Regions from separate parts of the Homo sapiens genome. Here region 1 is linked to region 2. Evidence: chromatin loops called from intact Hi-C (ENCODE). Cell type or tissue: OCI-LY7. All regions are shown on one strand. Each heading gives the region's core, and the rest is flanking DNA. Links, peaks and the distances in the headings are about the cores only. Region 1 overlaps BICD1 (BICD cargo adaptor 1). Region 2 overlaps BICD1 (BICD cargo adaptor 1).

What was found. Peaks named below come from ENCODE experiments on the same cell type or tissue, not always from the same donor. Only the 100,000 strongest peaks of a DNase experiment are listed, where the experiment ranks them.
Region 1: a loop joins it to region 2, with 2.5 times the contacts of the local background. A loop is called at or near these places in 1 of 110 quality-filtered maps.

Annotation. Positions count from the first base shown.
Region 1 is chr12:32,210,291-32,218,702 of GRCh38, reverse strand. BICD1 (BICD cargo adaptor 1) reads right to left here. Exons shown (of 10, transcript NM_001714.4): 2 at 2,244-2,456. Among named protein-coding and RNA genes, the nearest start is that of BICD1-AS1, 110 kb to the right of the region's middle. In OCI-LY7, for the core only: no CTCF peak of the experiment used is centred there; a DNase peak (open chromatin) is centred at 3,832; H3K4me3 peaks cover 963 bases; H3K27ac peaks cover 4,662 bases.
Region 2 is chr12:32,297,467-32,305,732 of GRCh38, reverse strand. It overlaps BICD1 (BICD cargo adaptor 1), which reads right to left. Exons shown (of 10, transcript NM_001714.4): 4 at 1-36. Among named protein-coding and RNA genes, the nearest start is that of FGD4, 98 kb to the left of the region's middle. RefSeq lists a silencer at 6,995-7,166. In OCI-LY7, for the core only: CTCF peaks have their summits at 210, 412 (motif pointing right), 3,127 and 3,328; DNase peaks (open chromatin) are centred at 412, 3,332, 4,112 and 6,392; H3K4me3 peaks cover 1,423 bases; H3K27ac peaks cover 7,010 bases.

The sequences.
Region 1 (8,412 bases), core at 151-8,150, 87 kb after region 2:
CATTCATAGGCTAAAGTGCCTCAAGCTGTTTTAGATCAAAAATACCTAAATGTGGATATAACAAGTTATTCTCTTACTGCAAATCTACTATGTAAAATGCATAAAAATTGAAGAATCACAACCAATTGATTTATTCAGGAGATCATGGTGCTTATAGCAATGTCCCAATTGTGAGCCTTCCTCAGCTTTGGGCAGGCCAAAAAATCTAAATTAGTGGTTCTTAATATGTGGTTTCCAGAGCAGCAGCCCCCACATCACCTGGGAACTTGTTAGAAATGCAAATTATTGGGTCCTACCTCGATCTACTGAATCAGAATCTCTGCGAGGGGGCCCCGTGTTCATGGTCTGATGAGTTCTCCAGGTGATTCAGATGCTCCTTCAAGTTTGAGAACTGATCTGAATGAAAGGCCCCTCAAATTTTTTTTCTTTTGCTGCCTCCATTCATTCCTAACTTGTAACTTCATGCTTAATTAATTAACTTCTGCCATGCATCATAAATCTACTCATTGGAACTGCCTTCAAGCGTGGCTGTGTAAGTGAGGATGCTCCATTAATCATCACCACGTTGACTCACACAGAAAAGCATCTGTGGATTCCCTGCCCCATCCTCAACCTTGGCTGTTCTTGGCTCAGCTGCAGCTGCTACACACAATGGGGATTGCAGCTTTCAGAGGATCCATCCAACTGGCCATCAAGAATACTCGACTCATTGGTCACATTCTTCTCCATAAACCACCTGCATGCGTGTGCACACGGTCCTCACGTTGCCCATGCCACATCCTCTCTGCCAACTTGCACATGACCCTGCTGCTCACGGCTGCTGAGGTTGCTCCCTGCAAATGTTTGGTGACTTCCTTAATCCAGAATGGTGGGCTTTGGCTCCACATGACCCTCTGTCCACTTCTGCAATGGATGCTGGATTGTGCCACTGCACTCCAGATTGGGCAATAGAGTGACACCCTGTCTCAGAAAGAAGGAACCAGAGAGTAGCTCTGTTTTTAACAGTTGTTCACGTTGGAGGGAAATGAGGAGGTCCTGGTATCCTGAAAACTGTCTCATCTTCTTCTTAGTACTCAACACTAACTTCCACTTCATTAGATCCTTTCTCTGTCTTCACAAGTCATATTGCTATATTTGGGCATATCCAAAGATAACGAGATAAGTAAACCTTATCTCATAAGTGACCTTGCTGTCAGTATTCATTTAGTTCATTGTAATATGGACATGTGTAAACGTAAATTATCTAGAAAATTCCAATAAATTCTGGACAACTTATATCTTATAATAGTGAAGCCCTATTTGTAATATGTCACTTATTTCAAATGTGGATTGCTTGTCTTATACTTTACAATATTGAAGAATATTTTCATCCTACATATTTCTATCACTAAAATGCTCAACTAGTGAGCCCACTTGGTTGTGGACCTGTCAATGATCACTGCATTGGTGTAGGAGTTAGAGGACGTCTGCGTCTCTTCTATAGCTTTCATATCAAAATACGGAGTGAATGATTGAATATAGCTTCCAAAAATGTTCTTACAGGGGTTTGATGGATGAAGCTACTTTTGGCTATCTCTGTTTCCAACATCACCCCTCCACTAAAGGATGACTCTGCCAGTTTGAAAATGATATGGCAGGTGATGCTGCCTTGGAAAAGCTAACAAGGAATACTGAGTTTGGTGGATGCTCAACACTCACAGAGCAAGAGAGACTCCCTGACCTAATTCATACCAGCCATAATTTGCTGCCTTCTCTATAACCAGAAAAATCCTTTGGGGATCTGCATCACCAGACTCAAAGACTTCTCAGGACACTCGCCTAGGCTGTCATTCCCTATGAGCAGTGTCCTGAGCCAACACCACTGTCAGCTGGAAATCAGGCAGATACAGAGCATTACAGCCAACCGTTCTTCTCCACATTGTATTAAACCAGCTAATGCAGGGAGGAAGTGCTAAGGTCACTGTATTTTTAAAATACCTTTGCAGAAATAGTAAGGCCAATTCCGAAGTCCGCAATACATACAAAACTTAATTTTCAAGAAACAATAAAAGAGAGAAAAGCTCATCTCAGAACAAGCTAGCTATCATTTCACTAAAAAAGAAAAGTTGCTAGCTCAGTATTAGTAGTTTCGTGCTTAATACAGCTCCTCTGATTAAAACAAAAGTGTTATTCCTCTCTGCTATGGAGAGAACTTTCTTATTTCTCCCTCTCACAAATCTCTCATAGGGAATTTGTTTATTTACCTCCTTCAGATCCTGCACGACTGCGGTGAGCCTCTCGTTTTCTGCCTGTACATTAGTGACCACAGCCCGGCTCTGTTTCAGCTCGTTCTGCATCTCCAAGATCTTCCCCAGATAGTAAGCCTCCTTCGATGCTGACTCCTGCAGAAGCGTTTCCTCCCGAGTCTCTCCATCTTCAGCAACCTTCCGGTGGATGGAGAAGGACTGCCCAAATGCCTGCAGAGTATATGGGAAGAAAAAGAGTACACAATGAAATGCATCATAACCCTCTTTTAAGACTTGGGAAAATGTTTTCTTCTGCTTATATGTGTAAGAAAAGCTACCCTGCAAGACCCCCGAAATATAACAGTCTAGCAGCTCTCACTGATGCTTGAAATAATTCAATTCGCTTAATAAGGAAAAATAAAATTTTAAAATATCTTGTGAAAAAAAGATGTAATGCATTAAAGAAAACTTGAAAAACATTGTTACTTGCTTTATGTTCTCCTTTTTTTTTTTTTTTTTTTTTTGAGACGGAGTCTCGCTCTGTCGCCCAGGCTGGAGGGCAGTGGTGCAATCTCGGATCACTGCAAGCTCCGCCTCCCGGGTTCACGCCATTCTCCTGCCTCAGCCTCCCGAGTAGCTGGGACTACAGGTGCCCACCAACACGCCCGGCTAATTTTTTTTTTTGTATTTTTAGTAGAGACGGGGTTTCACCTTGTTAGCCAGGATGGTTTCGATCCCCTGACCTTGTGATCCGCCCGTCTCAGCCTCCCAAAGTTCTGGGATTACAGGCATAAGCCACCGCGCCTGGCATATGTTCTCATTTTTTTAGACAACTCTTATCAAGAAATAGTTCAGTGTTAATAAGCCCATCAAAATTCATGTCACCTTCATTTTTTAAAAAATCTCACAAATATTTTACAAAAAAGAAAACAATCATTTAGTGTGCTTTCTAATACATTGGCATTAAGGACAGATCAATTATAAACAGTATCCTTAAGAGTTAAAATTACCAAACAGCATTTAAATTGCCCAGTACCACACAAAAAAAGACACTGAATATCATCTCTGTATAAGAAAACATATATGTGCCTGTTTATTTGTGCAAAAAGAAATACAGAAGAAAAAAGTAGAAACTAAACTGGTCACTTACGGGGTAGATGGGAAGAATGGGAGACTGAAACGTGACAGAAGGGATGAGGTGGAATGACACTTTTCTGAAATGCCTTTTCACATGGTTCTTTTTTCTTTTTGAGATGGAGTCTAGCTTGCCACCCAGGATAGAATGCAGTGGTATGATCTCGGCTCACTGCAACCTCTGCCTCCTGGGTTCAAGCAATTCTCCTACTTCAGCCTCCCATGTAGCTGGGATTACAGACGCCCATCACCATGCCCAGCTAATTTTTGTCCTTTTAGTAGAGAAGGGGTTTCACCTTGTTGGCCAGGCTGGTCTCAAACTCCTGACCTCAAGTGATTCAACCACCTTGGCCTCCCAGAGTGCTGGGATTACAGGCATGAGCCACCACGACCGGCCCCTTTTCACAGAGTTCTGACTCTGAGAACAATAATCATGTTTCACATCCCCCTAATAAAGAATAATTAAAACCAACCTCTCGGTGTTGGGGGAACCCAAAATGGAACACGAACAGTAACAAAAGAACCTAGCTGTATTACAAGTAAAAAACAACAGCCACCATGAAAGAGGTAAGAAAGAAAATATCTAACCTAATTTTGGAAACCAGTACTTTTATTATATACCTTAAGACTAAAGACAAAAAGGACTGCACCTGGATGCTATATAGTCTTGTTGGTAAACTTGTTTCTCATAGAGATTATGGAAATCACAGTTCTGAAACTTCTTTACATATATACTAGGGTTGAGCAAATAAGTAAATATATTGTAGATAATGAATGCCAGGTTTCTAACTGTTGGAGAAAAAGCCACGAGTAAGGAAAGAGATATCTAAAAGGAAACTAGTGGTATTGAATTGTAAGTGGAAGTATTAATAAGTAGATAAACTTATTGTTTTTAATAGGTAGATAGTCATAGGCATATAGATATGGAGAGAGAGGGAGAGAGAAACATGTGTCTGGATATACAGACACATTATTTCCTAGCACTGTAAGCTGAGAGGGCCTAGAAGCAATGATATACCAGTAGCAATGAGCATATCCAGCACCCAGATTTTGTTTCTAAATACCAGTCTACAGTAAAAAGAACTAGGGTCTTTGGAGAAGTTACTGATTCTAGGGCTGGAGCAAAATAAGCCAGACACATCTTGTGATGCCAGAGTTACAACATGCATTTAAAAGATAATGAGGATATGTCAAAAGGAGACAGGAGCCTGTCTGAAGGGGCTTCCAATGGCCAAATCTGAGATATTTTGAGAAAAAAATTATAGTAACTAATTATATATCCACATTAACATAATAAATCAATAAATAGCAGAAGAAAGAACAGCTCTTCCTTACAGTAGAATTACAATAATATAGAAGGAATGATGGAAATAAAATATATCAGCATTTAGCAAACACTAATAACTGTTACAGGTAAGAATCATCAATAGTATCTAAAATTAATGGGCAAAAGTATGATGAGAAACAGGATGTTTGCAGAGTCTTAAAGCATCTCCCCACAAAGTACTTATTAATTCTAATGGGAAGAACAGTAACTTTGCAGTGGAGAAACCTGGTAGACACCACATTATCTAAGTGACCAAAACTTAGATCAACAGCAATGAGACATACTGACATCATGTACCCTCTCATATAATACACTGGGGGCCGGGTGCGGTGGCTCACATCTGTAATCCCAGCTTTTTGGGAGACAGAGGTGGGAGACAGATCATCTGAGGTCAGGAGTTCAAGACCAGCCTGGCCAACATGGCAAAACCCTGTCTGTACTAAAAATACAAAAATTAGCCAGGCGTGGTGGTGTGTGCCTGTGGTCCCAGCTACACGGGAGGCTGAGGCAGGAGAATCACTTGAACCCGAGAGACGGAGGTTGCAGTGAGCTGAGATTGTGCCACTGCACTCCAGGCAGGGCAACAGATGGAGACCCCTTCTCCAAAACAAAAACAAAAACAACAACAACAAAAAACATTGGGAAGGGCACAACATCACTTCAGTGGTATTGTTGTCAAAAATGCATAAGCTAATTCTTATCCTAAGAAAACATCAGACAAACCCAAACTGGGGACATTGTACAAAATCACTGGTCGGGACTCTTCAAAAGTATTAAGTCGTGAAAATTATAGAAAGACTCCTCCGGACTAGATGAGACTAACAAGACGTGACAAGTAAGTGTTGTATGGGATTCTAGATTGGATCCTGGACTTTAAAAAGGACACTAGTAGGACAATCGGCAAACTGAAATAAGTTATTTAGGTTAGTTAGTGATGCTATTGTATCAACGTCAATTTCTGTTTCCTTCACTGTACTATGATTATGTAAGATGGTAACATCTGGGGAAGCTGTATCAAGGGTACATGAAAATCAGTGTAGTATTTTGGGGCAACTTTTTTCTAAGTCTGAAGTTATCAGAAAGTTTTGTTATTTCAAACAAAAAGTTAAAAAATAAATAAATGTAGTCTCTGCCTTAAAAGAGTTGATAGATTTGGTGAAACACTGGCACACAGAGTTATATAAGAACATAAGGACATGAACACCAAGGAGATACTATATTCAATGAGAAGTACGGTGGCTTTCTGGCATAACTTGTGATTTTATTACATTTTGAAATTTAAAATGTCACGGTAGGCTGGACACGGTGGCTCACGCCTGTAATCCCAGCACTTTGGGAGGCTGAGGTGGTGGATCACTTGAGGTCAGGCGTTCGAAACCAGTCTGGCCAACGTGGCAAAACCCCGTCTCTGTTAAAATACAAAGATTAGCTGGGCGTGCTTGTGCATGCCTGTAATCCCAGCTACTTGGGTGGCTGAGGCAGGAGAATCACTTGAATCTGGGAGATGGAGGTTGCAGTGAGCCGAGATCATGCCACTGCACTCCAGCCTGGGCAACAAAGCAAGACTCTGTCTCAAAAATAAAATAAAATAAAATGTCACAGCATATTGCTTCTGGGCTACGCTATCATCTATGAAAAGATTAGGCTGGAATTAACCTGTGAAACTTAGTTTCACATTTGTTATAAACCTTAAGGCAGAAAAGATTATGTGTTAATCATTGTAAGAAACAACTTATAAAAAACAAGCTGGTACTCCTCCCTAAATTACACTCACAGAAACAGAAATTAAAACAAAAACAAAAACAAAAAAACACTGAAAACCCATGTCTTAGTTAAACTGCCTTAGAATCTTGACACGGATCAAAATCAAAAGATGGTCCCTAAGCATCAGTGAGACAGAAATATTCCAGTATCGATGTCCATCTGTACATACAGAGTAAAATATTCCTGGTGCCTGGCTTGTTCAGTCTCTCGACAGAAATTCTTATTTGAGTAGTCAGATTTCCAGATGTGGTGATAAGCACAGGTACTCATGAATAGATGAGAAATTATCTTTGCAGATGATGTTGACTTTGCTCTTGCATCAGTAATGATCAGATTCTGTGAGGTCAATTCTGAATTCAGTATCCATTAAAAGGCCTCTGGAGGGGAAGGTTCTGACAGCCTCTCTCCCTCTCCCCACAGTGGCCTGCTGAGTCTTCAACAGATCATCATCCTGCAAAGGATCCCTCACTATATAGTCAAGTATTAGTACAATTTAAAATTAGCATGAACTGTGTGTCAAGAACCCCAGCTGGCTTTTTTTTTTTTTTCACAACTGTTTCCCCATTTCTATGTACAGGAAACTGGAAATGTCTGTCACAGGGCCATTTTCTTCACTCTGCCTGAGTAAAAGCAATAATTTGGCCATTCTGTGGCTCTCGTATTTTTCGCAGCACACAGGCAATGCTCTCTTGGCAGCTAAAACAACCCCTAAAGTCTTAAGAGCAAGTGAATTTATTGTTCCACCCTTGATTTAAAGTTTTCAAAAATTGTACTCTGGATCTAGCACCAAAGGAGATAAACATTTCAGATGTAGACCCAGAATAGATTTTCAAAAAAGAATCAAGAATTGAAATTGCAAATATCCAAATGTTGATAAATCCTCCATTCATATTTATTCCAGTTTCAGAAACCTTAACTGAACATATGGGTTTCCAAAATTAGCCATGATATTTATGAAGAACTTGGCCCTTCACTGGACCTGATTTGAAAAACAATGAAAGTATATGAGGTTATCCAAGGACACTAACCATCATGTTTTTTACTTGAAATAGCAAAATAACACCAATCCTGCCCAAGCTAGAGGTGCCTCATGATCTGCATTTGCAAATCCACTGAGAACTAAGAACTAACACTACTCAGAAAATGGCTGCTTTTAAGAAAGGGAGGGTGAAGGAGAAAACACTCCTATTTTAATCTAATTCCTAATTGTCAGCAACTAGAATTGGGCATGACACCCAACTGACATCTATCATCTGGCTGCTTGTTAAAGCTGATTTACCCGACTCGTCTGGCTCCACCAGGTACCTCCTTTCACCATCACCTCCTGAGTATCTCCTGACAAAGCCAGGCCCAATAGAAAGGAAACAATGTTTTTCAAGGTTACTGAAGCTGCATCTTTGGCTGAAATCACAAAACTAGCTTCAATCTGTATTTATAGGAGATATAGGGTAGTCGTGCTTCTAGTTATATTTTGTTCAGATTGCAAATTCTTTTTAGGTACTGCAATCATTTCATGGGTAATTTTTGTTTAAAATAAGTTGAAGTAAACTGACATTTTTCTATATACTTTTAGAATGTATTATGATTTCCTATCATGTCTGTAGCTATAATTGCACAATATTACTTTTAGTATATTCCATTGCATGGAGCAAATTTGCTTTAAATTAGATGTGACTGTAAGTCCAGTTAGCTATGTAATAAGTACTTTGTTTTCTCCTTCTACTTACATGACTTCTTAATGCAAAGAAAATTGATATTTTCTGTGTTCATATTCAGGATGATACGTTAATTGATAAACAGAAATTTCGTACCCATTATTCTTCATAATATAAAAGATAAAAGAAATAAAATTTTGACTAGTATATTTAATATCATTTTATCTTTAAAATGTTCTCTTTGATCACAGAATTTTCGTTCTTTCATCTCAAAAACTGTGGCAGAACGTGTACTAGGTCACCCAGG
Region 2 (8,266 bases), core at 1-8,000:
TCGCTTAATCTCATGCTTTAAGCCTTCGTATTCAACCTGAATCAGACAGGATAAAGAAGATTCATAAAACTAAAATGTGGATCTTACAAAACTGCCATTAAACACTCTAGTGGACCTAATCACTTAACAAAATACAACATGAGTCTAAAAAATAAATAATAAAAAGCACACAATATATCCTTAAAGTTATATAGGATAGTTTCTTTAGAAATTATATACCATATATAAAATATATAATTAGGTATTATAGTGATATAACATAAATGTTATATATAATTAGATCTAATAATATACATCTATATAACTCTCTATATAATTCAATTTTTAGCAGAGATGAAGAGTCTATTGTCTTAGGATTTCTTTCATAGGATCCAGTGGTCAAAAGGGGGCACTGTTTGCCCAATAAATAGGGAATATTTTTTGTAATAACTTATGAGAATATTTGCAATCTAAGAAAAGATTGTATCATCACCATTACTTTGTTTTATTTCCTTATTAATAATGAGGAAATTTTTATACCCAGAGATAAATTTGTTAACGATTATAATAACATAATCTCAGTAAAATGTTTGAGAGTAAGATGAAAATGCAAAGATCATTGTTATGTGCTTAAAGGATAGACAGAATCTGAAAGAACAGTTACATAAACTATCCAGTAACAAAAAATACCTACATTGCTTTTGTTTGTTTGTTTGTTGGTTGGTTTGTTTTGAGAGAGGGTCTCGCTCTGTTGCCCAGACTGGGGTGCAATGGTATGATCATGGCTCACTGCAGCCTCAACCTCCCGGGCTCAAGTGATCTTCCCATTTCAGCTCCTCAAGTATCACAGGCATGTGCCACCATACCTGGCTATTTTTTTTATTTTTTATTTTTATTTCTTGTAGAGACGGTCTCACTGTATTGCCCAGGCTGCTCTTGAACTCCTGGGCTCAAGCAATCCTCTGGCCTTGGCCTCCCAAAGTGCTAGGATTATATGTGTGAGCCACTGCACCTGGCCATATGTTGTTATTGAGGTAATATTCTTTTGAAATGCAATAAAAATAAACCTCCTCAAACAATCTCTTGGTCATGAAGGCCCACGGGTGACAGGGATGTCTCCTCTGAGCCGACATGCCTCCTTGGGATCCTTTCCATGGCACTTATCACATGCCACCTTTTAAGAAACATTTTATCTCCACAAGTACACTGTAATCTCCTTAGAGAAAGTAAGTACTTTTTTATCCACCTCATTGCTCCTCATAGTGCTTCAGTGTTCCTTCATGGTGTTTAAAACAGAATTCTGCTGTTCAATGTGCATTTGCTGAATAAAGAACTATGGAGAATGAAAAAATAAAGTAGAAAAAGTAAAATAAAGTCATCATGATATTAGATGCTAATACAAACTATGTGCTTAGTTTCATATTTATTTTAGCATATATATTAGTTTGAACTTGAATTTTAAAAAATATTTTAAAAACTGAAGAATAGGGAACATTGACCAGTATCATCATCATATATTTCTCTTTCTCCCCCAACTTCCCTTTATATAATCTCAATGCAATGGTTTGTCTCGCAAAGGTTAGGGTAGAGATTTAGTTGGGATGTAGCCTGGCTGATGTAACAGACACCTAAGCAAGAGTGACTTAGTCAAGATGGAACTTTTTCTATTTTTTTTTTTTTGAGACGGAGTCTCGCTCTGTCGCCCAGGCTGGAGTGCAGTGGCGTGATCTCGGCTCACTGCAAGCTCTACCTCCTGGTTGACGCCATTCTCCTGCCTCAGCCTCCTGAGTAGCTGGGACTACAAGTGCCCGTCACCACGCCTGGCTAATTTTTTTGTATTTTTAGTAGAGACAGGGTTTCACCATGTTAGCTAGGATGATTTCAATCTCCTGACCTTGTGATCCACCCACCTCAGCCTCCCAAAGTGCTGGGATTACAGGCGTGAGCCACCACGCCCAGCCAGAGGTTTTTCTCTTATGTAACAGTATGGAGGTAGACAGGAGGAGATTCCTCATGGAATCTCTGCTCCATGAGGTCATCCAGGAGCCAGGCTCTTCCTCTGTTGTTGTACAGCCTTCTAGTCTAGACCATACTATCTCAGGTGGCTTGCCATTTGATCATGTTCTAAGCGGTGGCACAAAATAAGGAGCACACTGTCTCCCTTTAAGGACATTAAAAGTTACCCACATCACTTGTTATATATCATTGGCTGGTACTAGTCTTATGCCATTTGGCTGCGAGGAGGAGTGAAGAATGTAGCCTTTACTCTGGGCAGCACTGGGCCCAGGAAAAAACTGAGAAATACACCGTCAGAAGGGAACAATGAAAGCTGATGGTAAACCAGCACTCACTGGTCACCGAAACACTGTGGTGCTCTAATAGGATGCAACTCATAAAGACATATGTATAGCAGATGTTTCTAACAATGCCAGTTGTATATGTGAATATGGATAGTGTTATTTCAGTGAAAGAATGTGCTCACCACACTATGGTGTGTGAAATGCATTATGAGGACTGGGCACGGTGGCTCAGGCCTGTAATCTCAGCACCTGTAATCTCAGGCCTGTAATCTCGGTGAATTGCTTGAGCACAGGAGTTTGAGACCAGCCTGGGCAACATAATGAAACCCTCTCTCTACAAAAAATAAGAAAATTAGCCAGGTGTGGTGGCGTGCACCTATAGTCCCAGCTATTCGGGAGGATGAGGTGGGAGGATCACTCGGGCCCAGGGAGGTCAAGGCTGCAGTGAGCCCTGATGGTGTCACTGCACTCCAATCTGGGTGGCAGAGTGAGGCCCTGTCTTGAGGGAAAAAAAAAAAAAAAGAAATACATTATGTACAAAAGATGCCTCTAAGGCAAAAAAAAAAAAAAAAATGGTCATTGGAATTTCAACATGTCCCTGATAGAATTACTCAAAAGAGTCAATATTGGAGACCATTATTTATAATATCCATTATTTAGAATGAAAACTAGAAAGTGCTAATTGTTCTACCATGAATATGCATTTGAATAAATATAACAAAAAATTAACAAATCTATCAATGGCATACTACCAATAACTGTCTTCTAATCAAGTAGGAGTTTCTGGGTTACATATCAACTACATTACTTAAGATTATGAGTACTTCATGGGAGAAAAATTGCACTTTGGGAAAAATGATAACTGGGCACTATAAATAGCATGTTACAAACATGATGGCATGGAAATGAAATATACTTTTCACAACTCCAAGGAGTTATTACCTGGCCTGGGACACCTAATAACTTGACAGGCCCTGGCTATCTACTACCTGCTCAAAGGCATGTGTCCCTGTAGTTTGCATTCTGTACTCTAGTGGGCTCCCCAGGCTGGTGTGTGCTCCCGTGTCCCTTCCACCAATTCAGACATCAAATGATTTAAAGCAGAGATCACAAGGGGTGCCCATAGACCATCGAGCCTATAGATGTGCTTTATTTGGCTTGTAACACGTTATAAAACTTTTGGAATTGATTGCCAATATTTAGAAAACTGATGATTTCACAAACATTTGAAAACTTCTGATTTCTTTTTTAAAAAAATCAAAAGTTCGGGCTGGGCTCAGTGGCTCACGCCTGTAATCCCAGCACTTTGGGAGGCTGAGGCGGGCGGATCACGAGGTCAGGAGATCAAGACCATCCTAGCTAACACAGTGAAACCCCGTCTCTACTAAAAATACAAAAAATTAGTGGGGCGTGGTGGCAGGTGCATGTAGTCCCAGCTACTCAGAAGGCTGAGGCAGGAGAATGGCGTGAACCCAGGAAGCAGAGGTTGCAGTGAGCCGAGATCGCGCCACTGCACTCCAGCCTGGGCGACAGAGCAAGACTCCGTCTAAAAATAAGTAAATAAAAATAAATAAATAATTCAGGCAACACTGGGCCCACCTTCACAGAGCACAAAAATCACCTGTAAGTGAGCACTGGCTGTTCCTTTTCCATCTACTTTTTCTTTTGTTTGTTTGTTTGTGACAGGGTCTTGCTCTGTTGCCCAGGCTAGAGTACAGTGGCTTGATCACAGCTCACTACAGCCTTGATCTCCCAGTCTCAATCAATCCTCCCACCTCAGCCTCCTGGGTAGCTGGGATTGCAGGCGCATACCTCCATGCTTGGCTTTTTTTTTCTTTTTGTAGAGACAAGGTTTTGTACCATGTTGCCCAGGCTGGTCTCAAACTCCTGGACCGAAGCAATCCTTCCACCTCAGCCTCCCGAAGTGCTGGGATTACAGGCGTGAGCCACTGCACTCGGCCTCTACTTTTTGTTTACATCTTGTACTTAATGCTATTTATAAGCTGCTTGTGGTCATTTGAGTTCACTGCTCCTGCCCTGTGACTGACTCTCTCCAACCTTTTCCACCGAGCAAACAACCTTTCCCACACTAAAGCATCCAGTCACCTTTCCTTTATACTTGCTGACTGACTGCATTTCAACTAGGTTGTTACTTCAAGCAAAAACATGCATTTTTTACTTTATCTCTGGTAGTGAAATGAAAGGTTCATTCTCTGATTATAGGAATCTCAATTTGTTAGCCAGGAAGCAGGGGGAAACTGAGGATGAAGTGTGGAGGAAGAGAGGAATCCAGAAACGCATGCTCAACATGATTTACTGCTTTGCAGGTGACTTGGGATGAAGGAGTATGGAAATCAGAAGGGCCTTTACCTCCTTATGAAAGGAGAAGCAAGGATTGCCCTCAGTGTGGTTATAAGAAAGGCAACTTGGAAATTGCTTCAGACAGCAGTGTGTTTCCTTGTGTCATGGTTTCTTTCAGGCCTGCTTAAATACTGTAAAGTTGGGCCGGGCGCAGTGACTCGCGCCTGTAATCCCAGCACTTTGGGAGGCTGGGGTGGGTGGATCATGAGGTCAGGAGATCAAGACCATACTGGCTAACACAGTGAAACCCTGTCTCTACTAAAAATACAAAAAAAAAAAATTTAGCTGGGCATGGTGGTGGGTGCCTGTAGTCCCAGCTACTCAGGAGGCTGAGGCAGGAGAATGGCGTGAACCCGGGAGGCAGAGCTTGCAGTGAGCCAGGATTGCTTCCACTGCACTCCAGCCTGGGCAAAAGAGCTGGACTCTGTCTCCAAAAAAAAAAAAAAAAAAAAAAAAAAAAATACTGTAAAGTCATCTTCCTCTCAACCCTTTCCTTTTCTTTCCCTGGACAACATAGGACACCTCTTGCCAACCTTTCCTAGTATTTCAACCAACCCTCTGACTGCCCCAGATTATGTGATAAGCTTATATTTGCAGACATTACTTTAGTTTGCATTGTAGACCTGTTTTGCTGCAATCTTTGTTAAACTGATGGCCTAGACCAGAGGTTGTCCAATAATAGTATGTCCTGGCTGGGCACGGTGGCTCATGCCTGTAATCCCAGCACTTTGGGAGGCCGAGGCAGGAGGATCATGAGGTCAGGAGATCGAGATCATCCTGACTAACACGGTGAAACACCGTCTCTACTAAAAAATACAAGAAAATTAGCCAGGCATGGTGGCGGGTGCCTGTAGTCCCAGCTACTTGGGAGGCTGAGGCAGGAGAATGGCGTGAACCCGGGAGGCAGAGCTTGCAGTGAGCTGAGATCGCACCATTGCACTCCAGCCTGGGCGACAGAGCGAGCCTCTGTCTCAAAAAAAAAAAAATAGTATGTCCTCCGGAGCAAATCCAGCCCACCACCTATTTTCGTGTAGACAGTTCTATTGGAACACACTCCCATGTATTTGTTTACATGTTGTCTATGGCTGCTTCTACCAGAGCAGAGCTGGGTAGTCGCAAGAGAGATCATGTGACCTATGAAACCTAAGATACTTACTATCTGGCCCTTCACAGAAAAAGTTTGCTAACTCTGGTCTTGACTTGAAGACATTAATTTAGTTTGCACTGCAGAGTTTAAAATTCAGTAGTATTTATTCAATTGATGGCCTAGACTTCCTGTAAGACCCGATCTCTTGCTATGTCACCCAGGCAGGAGTCCAGTGGCACAATCATGGCTCATTGGAGCCTCAACCTCCTGGACTCAAGTCATCCTCTCGCCTCATTTTTTAAATTGTTTTTTTGTAGAGACGAGGTCTCACTATGTTGCCCAAGCTGGTTTCAAACTCAAGTGATCCTCGTGACTTGGCCTCCTAAAGTGTTGGGATTACAGGTGTGAGCCACCGTGCCTGGCCCTGATCTCTTTCTGTCTGGGCAGCTTCACTCACACCACTCACTCAAATGTGGTACAAGCTCCTACTATTCACCCAGCTGTTTCATGTTTCTCCGCCTGGGAAAAGGCTGTCATCTGGAAAACTCTTATTCCTCTTTTAACACCTAAGTTAAGAATCTCATCCTAACTGAAGTCTTTGGTGCCCACTGAGGCAAACTCATCACTCCTTTCTGTGCCGTTGTTGTAAGGCTGCACCATGTGATTAGAGCCCCAGCAAAGCAGAGGAAGCAAGAAACGGAACAAGAAGGTGCTTAAAAACTGGTGTTTGATATTTTAAAGACAACATCAAAGCAGTCACCATAGGAAAAATAAGTGCTTTATTAGGATTCCTTATGGCAACTTCATAGTTTAATAACTTTATTTTTAACTACATGACGGTCAAGGTTAGATATCATAATCCTTTCAGAGCTTAGGAACTCTAAAGATCTTAATCTATCCCTGTGTTGCCAAACCTAACATGTGGCTTTAATATTCATTTACACAAATTGCTAGGAGTCCCTATTGGGACTACAAGCTCTTTGAGCCAGTGACTGTATCTTTTGTCTCTAAAAAGTACATGATCTCATAGAGAGATACCCCTGAAATACCGGTTAAATGAAATAAAACAACTGAATACATTTCCTAGGTCTTTTATGATATTACCTTATGATATTCTTTTTTTTTTTTTTTTTTTGAGATGGAGTTTCACTCTTGTTGCCCAGGCTGGAGTGCAATGGCATGATCTCGGCTCACTGCAATCTCTGCCTCCCAGGTTCAAGCGATTCTCCTGCCTCAGCCTCCCTAGTAGCTGGGATTACAGGCATGTGCCACCACGCCCGGCTAATTTTGTATTTTTAGTAGAGACGGGGTTTCTCTATGTTGGTCAGGCTGGTCTCGAACTCCAGACCTCAGGTGATCTGCCCGCCTCGGCCTCCCCAAGTGCTGGGATTACAGGCATGAGCCACCATGCCCAGCCTCTTTTTTTTTTTTTTTTTGAGGTGGATCGGAGTCTCACTGTGTCACCCAGGCTGCAGTGCAGTGGCGTGATCTCGGCTCACTGCAACCTCCGCCTCCTGGGTTCAAGCGATTCTCCTGCCTCAGCCTCCTGAGTAGCTAGGACTACAGGCACCTGTCACCACGCCCGGCTAATTTCTTTTTTATATTTTTAGTAGAGACAGGGTTTCACTATGTTGGCCAGACTGATCTCGAACTCCTGACCTCGCGATCCGCCCACCTCGGCCTCCCAAAGTGCTGGGATTCCAGGCATCAGCCATTGCACCCAGGGTGATATTCTTATATATTATTACCTGACATTGGAGGAAATGTTTCATATTAGAAGTGTGACTGAATTGTTGCTTTTTTTTTTCCCATTTTTTTTTTTTGAGACAGGGTCTCACTCTATCGCTCAGGCTGGAGTACAGAGGTGTGATCACAGCTCACTGCAGCCTCAGCCTCCCAGGCTCAAGTAATCCTTCCATCTCAGCCTCCCAAGTAGCTGGAACCACAGGTGTGCATCATCACACTTGGTTAATTTTTTTTGTTGTTGGTAGAGATGAGGTCTCCCTATGTTGCCCAGGCTGGTCTCAAACTTTTGGACTCAAGTGATCCTCCTCAGCCTCCCAAAGTGCTGAGATTACAGGCATGAGCCACCGTGCCTGGCCAGTTTTCTTATTCTTTCAACAAGTATTTATTTAATATCTACTGTGGATCAGGCTCTATCGTAGGTGCTATATGTTAATGGAAGGAAATGGAATGTAAATAGACTCTTTATAGAAAGTAAGAGGTGTTTTTTAAACAATAATTACACTGTACTTAGAAAATAATAAATAACTAAAAGAAAAATAATACTTCAGAAGGGAAAATTCTTTGAACTAAGCATTTTAAAATGGTAGTAGCTTTGCTGTTTAGAGAAACATCAAACCAGGCTGAAGGACTATACAACGTATTGGGAACTTCAGTACAAAGTAACACAGTCCAATTTTGTGACCGAATGCTACTCATTGTCATCTCTTTAAAAAACTCTGTGGCATTTGTACATACAATATTGTACTTAACACTTCATTAATTAGGGCCGGGCATGGTGGCTCATGCCTGTAAT